Linked DNA regions of Homo sapiens: region 1 is linked to region 2. A link is an interaction called in ENCODE POLR2A ChIA-PET data of the cell type or tissue named here. Cell type or tissue: endothelial cell of umbilical vein. All regions are shown on one strand. Each heading gives the region's core, and the rest is flanking DNA. Links, peaks and the distances in the headings are about the cores only.

The links. ChIA-PET counts read pairs that join two places held together with the same protein. Peaks named below come from ENCODE experiments on the same cell type or tissue, not always from the same donor. Only the 100,000 strongest peaks of a DNase experiment are listed, where the experiment ranks them.
Region 1: POLR2A ChIA-PET joins it to region 2 with 5 read pairs; 2 of 35 experiments call an interaction of 5 or more read pairs at or near these places.

What each region holds. Positions count from the first base shown.
Region 1 is chr4:25,447,883-25,452,279 of GRCh38, reverse strand. All of the region lies in intron 3 of LOC105374536 (a long non-coding RNA gene), which reads right to left. Among named protein-coding and RNA genes, the nearest start is that of ANAPC4, 73 kb to the right of the region's middle. RefSeq lists an enhancer at 1,144-1,961. In endothelial cell of umbilical vein, for the core only: no CTCF peak of the experiment used is centred there; a DNase peak (open chromatin) is centred at 1,709.
Region 2 is chr4:25,539,220-25,543,616 of GRCh38, reverse strand. The region is part of intron 2 of LOC101929161 (a long non-coding RNA gene); the gene reads left to right. Among named protein-coding and RNA genes, the nearest start is that of SLC34A2, 110 kb to the left of the region's middle. In endothelial cell of umbilical vein, for the core only: no CTCF peak of the experiment used is centred there; no DNase peak of the experiment used is centred there.

The DNA.
Region 1 (4,397 bases), core at 197-4,196, 91 kb after region 2:
TCCTTCCTTCTAAAGCTGAATAATAGTCCACTGCAGGTAGATACGGTATATTGTTTATCCACTGATCTGTCGTGGACATTTGGGTTGTTTCCCACCTTTGGGTTATTGTGAATAATGTTGCTATGAACATGGTGTACAGATATCTCTATCTTTCATTCTTTTGGGTATATACCCAGAAACGGACTTCCTTGGTCATATGGTAGTTCCATGTTTAATTTTTTGAGGAACCAATTACTATTCTCCACATTAGAGGCACCAACTTACATTTCACCAACAAGGCACAAGGGTTCCTATTTCTCCACATCCTTGACAATTGTTATTTTCTTTCTCTTCTTCTGTCCTCCTTTCTTCCTTTATTCCCTTCTTTCTCTTTCTCTCTCTCTTTCTTCCTTCCTTTGTTCTTTTTTTCTCTTTCTTCTCTTCCTTTTTTCTCTTTCTTTCTGTCCTTTTCTCTGTCTTCCTTTCTTCCTCTTTTCCTTGCTTCTTTCTTTTCCTCTCTCTTCCCTTTTCCTTCCTTCTTTCATTTTATTTATTTATTTATTTTAGAGACGGGGTCTCGCTATGTTGCCAAAGCTGGTCTAGAACTCCCCAGTTAAAGCAATCCTCCCATCTCAGCCTCTCAAAGTGCTGGGATTACAGGCATGAGCCACCAAGCCTGGCCTCTTTTTCTTTATTTCTCTCTTTCCTTCTCTTCCTCTCTTTCTTTCTTCCTTTCTGTCTTCCTCTCTTTTTCTTTTTTTGTCTCTCTCTGCCCCTCTTTTTCTCCCTCCCTCCCTTCCTTCCTCCCTTCCTTCCTTCCTTCCTTCCTTCCTTCCTTCCTTCCTTCCTTCCTTCCTTCCTTCGTAGCCATCCTAGTAGGTATGTGTTGAAAGGTTTTGGTGAGTTATTTATTTATTTATTTCCGAAACAGGGTCTCACTCTAGTGCCCGGTTGGCATGCAGTGGTGCAATCACACCTCACTGCAGCCTCAACCTCCTGGGCTCAAGCAATTCAAACTGCAGTATCACCTGAATCAGAATCACTTCAGACAATTGTGTTTAAAATGCACATTCCTGGGCCTCGGGACAATGGACTCAACAGCGGGAGCCCAGAAATTGGTATTTTTTACAGATACCTCCCGGGCCTCTTCTGTACAGAGAAGTTTGAGAAAGGATAGGCTAAAATATATTTTCTGAAGGTGCCCATCTCTCTTCCCAAAACATCTGTGGCCCTGAGAACCCCTCTGTCCCCAGGTGGGGAGGATGGAGACTTCAACACAGCCTGTGGAGGAGGCTGTGAAGGAGGAAACAGCCCAAGAACGGACATTTTGGGGCCAGGAGGGAGCCGAAGGGCTGGCGCAGTGGATGAAATGGAAACTATGTCAGAGGGTGGAAAGGGGGCCTCGGGGCAGGAGCCACGTGACAATTAGGAAGAGAAAAGTGGTTGAGAGAGAGGACATATGCAGGTGAGAGGGAGCAAAGAGCCTGTCCTGGGGAGGAACAGCTGCTGGGAGTCAGGACGAGGGCAGCCCCAGGGAGAGTGGCCTAGTGGAGCCAGGGAGACCTGCCTTCAACCCCAGCCCTACGGCAGACCAGCTGTGCAGCACTTGGTAAGTCACTGTCCTTCTCTGAACCTTTGTTTTTCCAACTCTAAAAAGGGGCAGATAATAGTGCATGTGCTTCCTACTTGGCAGAGCAGCAAATGACAGGAAGGATATGAAATTGTAAAGGGCTTTGGCAGCTGTAATTCCAGGGCTAAGGGTGGCAGAGGTGTTATTATCAGTGCCAGAGCACAGCATGGGTCTGGAGAAACCAGAGGCCAGGAGGCCACACAGCACGTGCTCAGGAATACAGACTGCAGCCAGACACCTCTCACTTTTTTTTTTTTTAAAACAAGGTCTCACTCTGTCGCCCAGGCTAGAGTGTAGTGGTGCAATCATGGCTTACCACAACCTCTGCCTCCTGGGATCAAACGTTCCTCCTGCCTCAGCCTCCCAAGTAGCTGGGACTATAGGCATGTGCCACCATGCCCAGCTGATTTTTGTATTTTTAGTAGAGATGGGGTTTCTGTTTCTCACCCAGGCTGCTCTCAGACTCCTGGACTCGAGCGATCCACCTGCCTAGGCCTCCCAAAGTGCTGGAATTACAGGCATGAGCCACTGTCCCCAGCCTCCCCAACTCCGTGTGGGCTGTGTATAGTGACTTCCTTCCAAAGAGCACAGTATGAAAATGGGGAGAAAAGAGTAACTTTATAGTAGAGAAACCTGACAAACATTACATCAGCCAGGTGATCAGGGTTAACAGCAGGCAGGTGATCAGCGTTAACATCAGCCAGGTGATCAGAGTTAACAGCAGCAGGGATAAACCATGTTGGGGGTGTGTACGCTTCATATACTGTGGTGTGGTGAGAGGGGGACTTTCCCTCTGGGATCTCCCTCCTAAAAACCCATAACCCCAGTCGAATCATAAGAAAAATCTCAGACAAATCGTAACTGAGGTCATTCTACAAAATACCTGGCTAGTACTCCCCACAACTGTCCAAAAACCAAGGAAAGTCTGATACATTTTCACAGCCAAGAGGAACCTACAGAGCCGTGATGACTATGTGGTATTCCAGATGGGCTCCTGGGGCAGGAAAGAGACATTTAGGTAAAAATTAAGGAAATCTGGCCGGGCACAGTGGCTCACGCCTATAATCCCAGCACTTTGGGAGGCCAAGGTTCCCTGAGGTCAGGAGTTTGAGACCAGCCTTGCCAACATAGCAAAACCCTGTCTCTAGGAAAATACAAAAATTAGCCAGACGTGTTGGTAAGCGCCTGTAATCCCAGCTATGTGGGTGGCTGAGGCAGGAGAATCACTTGATCCCAGGAAGTGGAGGCTGCAGTGGGCCGAGATTGAGTCACTGTGCTCTAACCTGGGTGACAGAGCAAGACTCTGTCTCAAACAAACAAAAACAAAACAGCAACAAAAAAACTAAGGAAATCTGAGTAAAGTATGGGATTTAGTTAATAACATTATAATTAATAATACTGGTTCATGAATTGTGACAAACATACCTTGCTAATGTCATATGTTAACTACAAGAATCTGGGTGTGGAGTACATGGAAACGACACCAGCTTCACAACTTTTCTGTAAATCTCAAACTATTCTAAAGTTAAAAGGTTGGTTTTTTTTTTTTTTTTAAGTACATTTCATTTTAGGAAAAGAAAAAAGGAATGGCATTTAACACTCAGCTTGGAAGAGCCTTGAGCAGAAGCAGTAAAATGAGGCTCTTCTCCCCAGCTGTTTCCCTCCAGGCGCATTTCTGGCATTCCCCTGGTTGGAAAAGAGAGTGAGAAAGTGAGGCTTGAGGCCAGGGTGTGTGAGTGGGAACAGCACAGGGAAAACGAAGCTCTCTGAGTTTCATTTCATCATCTGCAAAATGGAAACAATGAGGGTATCTAGGATTCAATGTGGTCACGTAAGTACACCACATAGCACACTTCCTGGCACATGAGTGACAGCTTGTAGCTAACATTCCCCTCTCCCAGAAGGCCAGGAGATTGGGCAGGTTCAGGACCTCGGCAGCAATAATGAAGTTGCCATGTTGTGGTCCTGCTCAGGGCATGTGGATGCCACGGGGCCAGTAGAGCCAGGAGAGCTTCAAGGGAGAGCTCTTAAAGTTTGGTCACCCCTATGGAGCAGGCTTCCAGTCCTCTCTGCCACCTCCTCATTGTGGGACAGTCCCACTGCCTTGCCTCTCTAGAGCATGATTTTCTTCTCTGTAGAAGTGAGACATTTGGACTATGGAGGAGTTGGTAAGGGGAGGGCAGGGTTTGGGGACAGACAGAGCTGAACTCCAATCCCTGCTCTTCCACCAGCAGTGGGACCCTGAACAAGCCTCAGTTTCCTCCTTAGTGAAAAGAGGATGTTAATACCAAGTTCGCAGAGTTTCTCAGGAGAATTCAAGCAGACGGTGTTGCAGTGCCTTGCCCAGAGTAGGTCCTCAAAAACTGTCAGTAACCTTCCCTCTTAAGGATTTCCTAGCTCTCGAGTCCTCAAATACTGAACAGTAAGTTTCCTACCCACCAGACTGGCCAAAAGTTACACATTTTGGCAACACTAAATGTCTGGTAAGCAGGCAGGGCCACAGGAACTGTTCCACAACACTAGTGAGAGTTTATGTTGGTATTGATCACTGTGGAGTCCAGTTTGGCAACATATAGTAAGGCTGGATATTTGCAGATCCCTTGACCTAGGAATTCCACTCCTAGATACACCCTCTAGACGCATTATAGCAAGAAGACAAGCAGACTGGTAGGAAAGTGTTAATTGAAGTAACAGCACAAACTTGCAACATCCTAAATGCCCACAGCATAAAAATGAATACATAACTGGTGGTGTATTAACCTGGTGGAATACTCTAGACTTCAGACTT
Region 2 (4,397 bases), core at 279-4,278:
CAAGGTGTCACTCTGTGACCCAGGATGGGAATAATTATGGGATCATGGCTCACTGCCTCCTGGACCTCCTGGGCTCAAGGGATGCTCCTGCCTCAGTCTCCTGAGTAGCTGGAACCACGGGTGTGCACCACCACACCCAGCTAATGTTTTATTTACTGTAGAGACAGGGCTTCATTATGTTGCCCAGGCTAGTATTGAACTCCTGGGCTCAAGCAATCCTCCTGCCTCAGCCTCCCAAAGTGCTGAGATTACAGGTGCGAGCCACTGTGTCAGCCTGACATTTGTTCTTATATATCAAACCTGGGAGGTTTGATAAATATATATATATAGGGCCCGAAATTATAACAACTGAAAAAAAGCCAAGTTGCAGAGTTTTGTATATATATGTAGTATTTTATATATATAACATATGCTATATATTATATAATTAAGAATATAATATATATTATTATGTTATGTACTTGTATTACATATAATATAGCATAATATTATAATATAGTATATATTCTATATTTATATTTTATAATAAAAATTATAAGCTACATTATATATTATATTTTACATATTATAATATATTATATATTCATGTTTTTATAGTTTATTATGAGCAATATATAGCTTTTTTGAATACGTAAACAAATGGCATTATATTATATATAATATAGGATATATTTATATTAATAGTATATTAGTATAGTATATTAATAATATATTAATATCTATAGTATGTGGCATTATACTATATGTAATATATTATTCTATTGGTAATTATATTACTAATATGTTATATTAGTATAATAATATATTTTGTTATTATACTAATAATAGCATAATTATATATTATAGGCTGGGCATGGTGACTGAGGTCTGTAATCCCAGCAGTTTGGGAGGCTGAGGCAGGCAGATCACCTGAGGTCAGCAGTTTGAGACCAGCCTGGCCACCATTGCGAAACCCCATCTCTACTGAAAATACAAAAAAATTAGCCGGGCATGGTGGTGTGCTCCTGTAATCCCAGCTACTTGGGAGGCTGCAGCAGGACAATCCCTTGAACCCAGGAGAGGGAGGTTGCGGTCAGCTGAGAGAGCGCCACTGCACTCCAACCTGGGGGACAGGGCGAGACTCCATCTAAAAAAAAAAAAAATTTTATATTATAATATAATTATATTAGTACTATTATATTCGTAATATATTCTAATATATTACTATATTATATATAGTATAATGCCATATACTATAGATAATAATATATTAATAATTATATATAGTATAATGCAATTTGTTTAAATATTCAAAGAATGTTATATGTTGTTCATAAATAAACTATAAAGACATGGATGAGAAGGATACAGAAGCTTCTGGAATGGGGAAAGAGAGGTTCAGTTGTATCTTTTTTTTTCTTTTTTGAGACGGAGTCTCGCTCTTTCACCCAGGCTGGAGTGCAATAGTGCGATCTTGGCTCACTGCAACCTCTGCCTCCCAGGTTCAAACAATTCTCCTGCCTCACCCTCCTGAGTAGCTGGGATTACAGGCACCTACCACCATGCCCAGCTAATTTTTGTATTTTTAGTAGAGATGGGGTTTCACCATGTTGCGCCAGGCTGGTCTTGAACTTCTGACCCCAGTTGATCCCCCTGCCTTAGCCTCCCAAGGTGCTGGGATTACAGGCGTGATCCACAGTGCCTAGCCATTCAATTTTATCTTTAACGCATTACTTCTTTAAAAATGTCTGAAACAAAGACATCAAAAAATTAACAATGTGTTCATTTCTGTTGGTACTTTATCATACTCTGTACTTTTCTGGATGTTTATGTCATAATAAAAATGCATTCATGACTCAAAATATTATAGAGCTGGAATGTTTAATAAATTAAATTTACATTAACATTTGAATTAAATTAAAATTTTAGTTTCAAAGTGGCTCTAGCCACTTTTCTTTCTTTCTCTTTCTTTCTTTCTTTCATCCTTTCTTTTTCTTCTTCTTTTTTTTTTTTTTTAATAGATACAGGGTCTCGCCATGAGCCACAGCACCTGGCCACTTCTCATTTTTAATACTGTAGGTAGGTATTAGTGATAGCAATATGCAAAGTGTAGACCAAATGAGTCCTGAGCATGCAGCATAGATATAGACCCCTACGGGAACTTGGTTAAATGATATTATTCTGTCGTTTTATGTTTTATCAAATTACTTGCAGTTCCTAGAAGGCTCATGTCCAATTAATTGAGATTTTCCTACAGCATTTCAGCTGATAACAGCCACAGTAATTTAAAACTGGTAATAATGATAGGGTTGTTCCAGTTACTATATATTTGATTCCCAAACTGTTCCAATTCCACCCAGTGACTTGCCAAGGTATAAATCTGGTAAAATTAACACAAAGGAGGACATTTTTCAGATTTTCTCATTTACTAAAGTAAGGGCTATAAACAGTTGTCTGGCCATTATTTCACTAGGAATTTCAACATTAACAACAACAACAACAAACATGCATTACAAAAGCATTGAGAAGGTTGGAAAACCCAGCACTGGCTTTAGGTAGGGAGAGATTTGAGACTTTGCCCTCAGACCACAGAATTACTGCAGGCCATTAATTTCTTTCCATTTGGGCTTTAATTGGCTTTCTCCCTGGCACAAAATCTCCTGAATCTCCTCTAACTGTCTAATCAAGGCCGAGCTGTGAAGTACAGCAAAGCAAAGTGAACTTTGTTCTATATGTAGACAACTCCCAAAACATAGAAGTTTTATCAGCCATCATCAGGTTAGCACATGGAAAATTCCTGGGGCTACGGAAAGCTTTGGGGGATATAAAACTATTGATCATATCCTCCTAAGTAGCAAGTCAGTTTCAATACTATGATTCCATGAATGGGTGAGATATATTTATTCATTCATTTGGCAGTTATATTTCTGAGCACCTACTAGGTATCAGGCACAGTCCTAAGAGATACAGTGATGTAGACAGACACAGCCCCTGGCCTTATGTTGCTGATAATCCACATGGAAGAGCTGTCATCCTGGCCTGTGGTACAAGGTAATATATAAGTGAATCCTAGCCAACCAAAAATGCTAAGTGCTTTGCAGCTTGATGAATGGTGGAGTCAGGTTCTCTTTGTAAATAGAACTGGGGTCTTTGTAAAAGGTGAAGCTGAATTTTTTCCAAAATTCCAGTCACTGGAAGTGTTAGCGAAGAAAATCTCACTCTTTGAGCCATACCTATGTTTTCTTTTTTAATTTTTAAAGTATTCTTTTTTTTTTTTTTTCTTGAGACAGGGTCTCCTCTGTCACCTAGGCTGGAGTGCAGTGGTGCCATCACAGCTCACTGCAGCCTCATCCTTCCCGGCACAAGCAATCCTCCCACCTCAGCCTCTCGAGTAGTTGAGACTACAGGGGCACACCACCACACCTGGTTAATTTTTTATTTTTTTGTAGAAACAGGGGTCTGCGCTATGTTGCCCAGGTTGGTCTCAAACTCATGGATGCAAGCGACCCTCCCACCTTGGCCTCCCAAAGTGCTGGGGTTACAGGTATGAGCGACCATGCCCGGCCATCCATGGTTTTTATTAAACACTCAAATCTCCCTAATTCTACCAGAATAAATATGCAGTCACCACCTTACAGACTTTCTGAGGAAGACCCAAATTGTAACAGAGGGATTGAATTAAAAGAAGAAATGAGATGTTCCCGTGTGGTTTAAGGCCAAAGATAATGCATAAGGAGTAGAAGAGAGGAAAGCACAGTGATTGTGCATCCCTTTGGAGCAGAAGCTAACCTTCATTGAGCATTTTCTTGGTTTCACGGGCCATTTATCCATCATTCATTCAATTCTCCCAACAACCCTGCAAAGTAGACACTCTCATCCCTATTTTACCACTGAAGTAAATGAAGTTCAGGTTGGGAGCAGTGGCTCACACTTGTAATCCCAACAATTCAGGAGGCTGGGGCCGGAGAATTCCTCCAGCTCAGGAGTTTGAGACCAGGGCAACATAGGGAGACCCTGCTTCTGTTAAATTTAAAAAAAAGAAAGAAAGAAAAGGAAGTTCTGAGAGGGGGTGCCTCTCCAAGGCCACAAACTAAGGAGTCAAGAGCAGAACCCATGCATGCAGCTTCACCTTGGTGACTTTGAACTCACCTGGTCTGACTTATAGATACGGATAACCTCTATGACCCCTGCCAGTGTCTCTGAGTCAATGAGTGCACCCTGTCGCTCAGCCTGAAGTCAGATGGAAATCAGGAGAGACAGTTAAGCTGCTGATAATTAAGGGGTTAGAAGTGTAAATCAAAATGAGCATTGTTTTATGAGTCTCTTTTTATTACTTTCAAGTTTTATTCACCTGATAAGGTAAAAAGAGAATAAAAACAATCAAGAAGGCGAGTCCTTCAATACCCAGGTTACTGCAG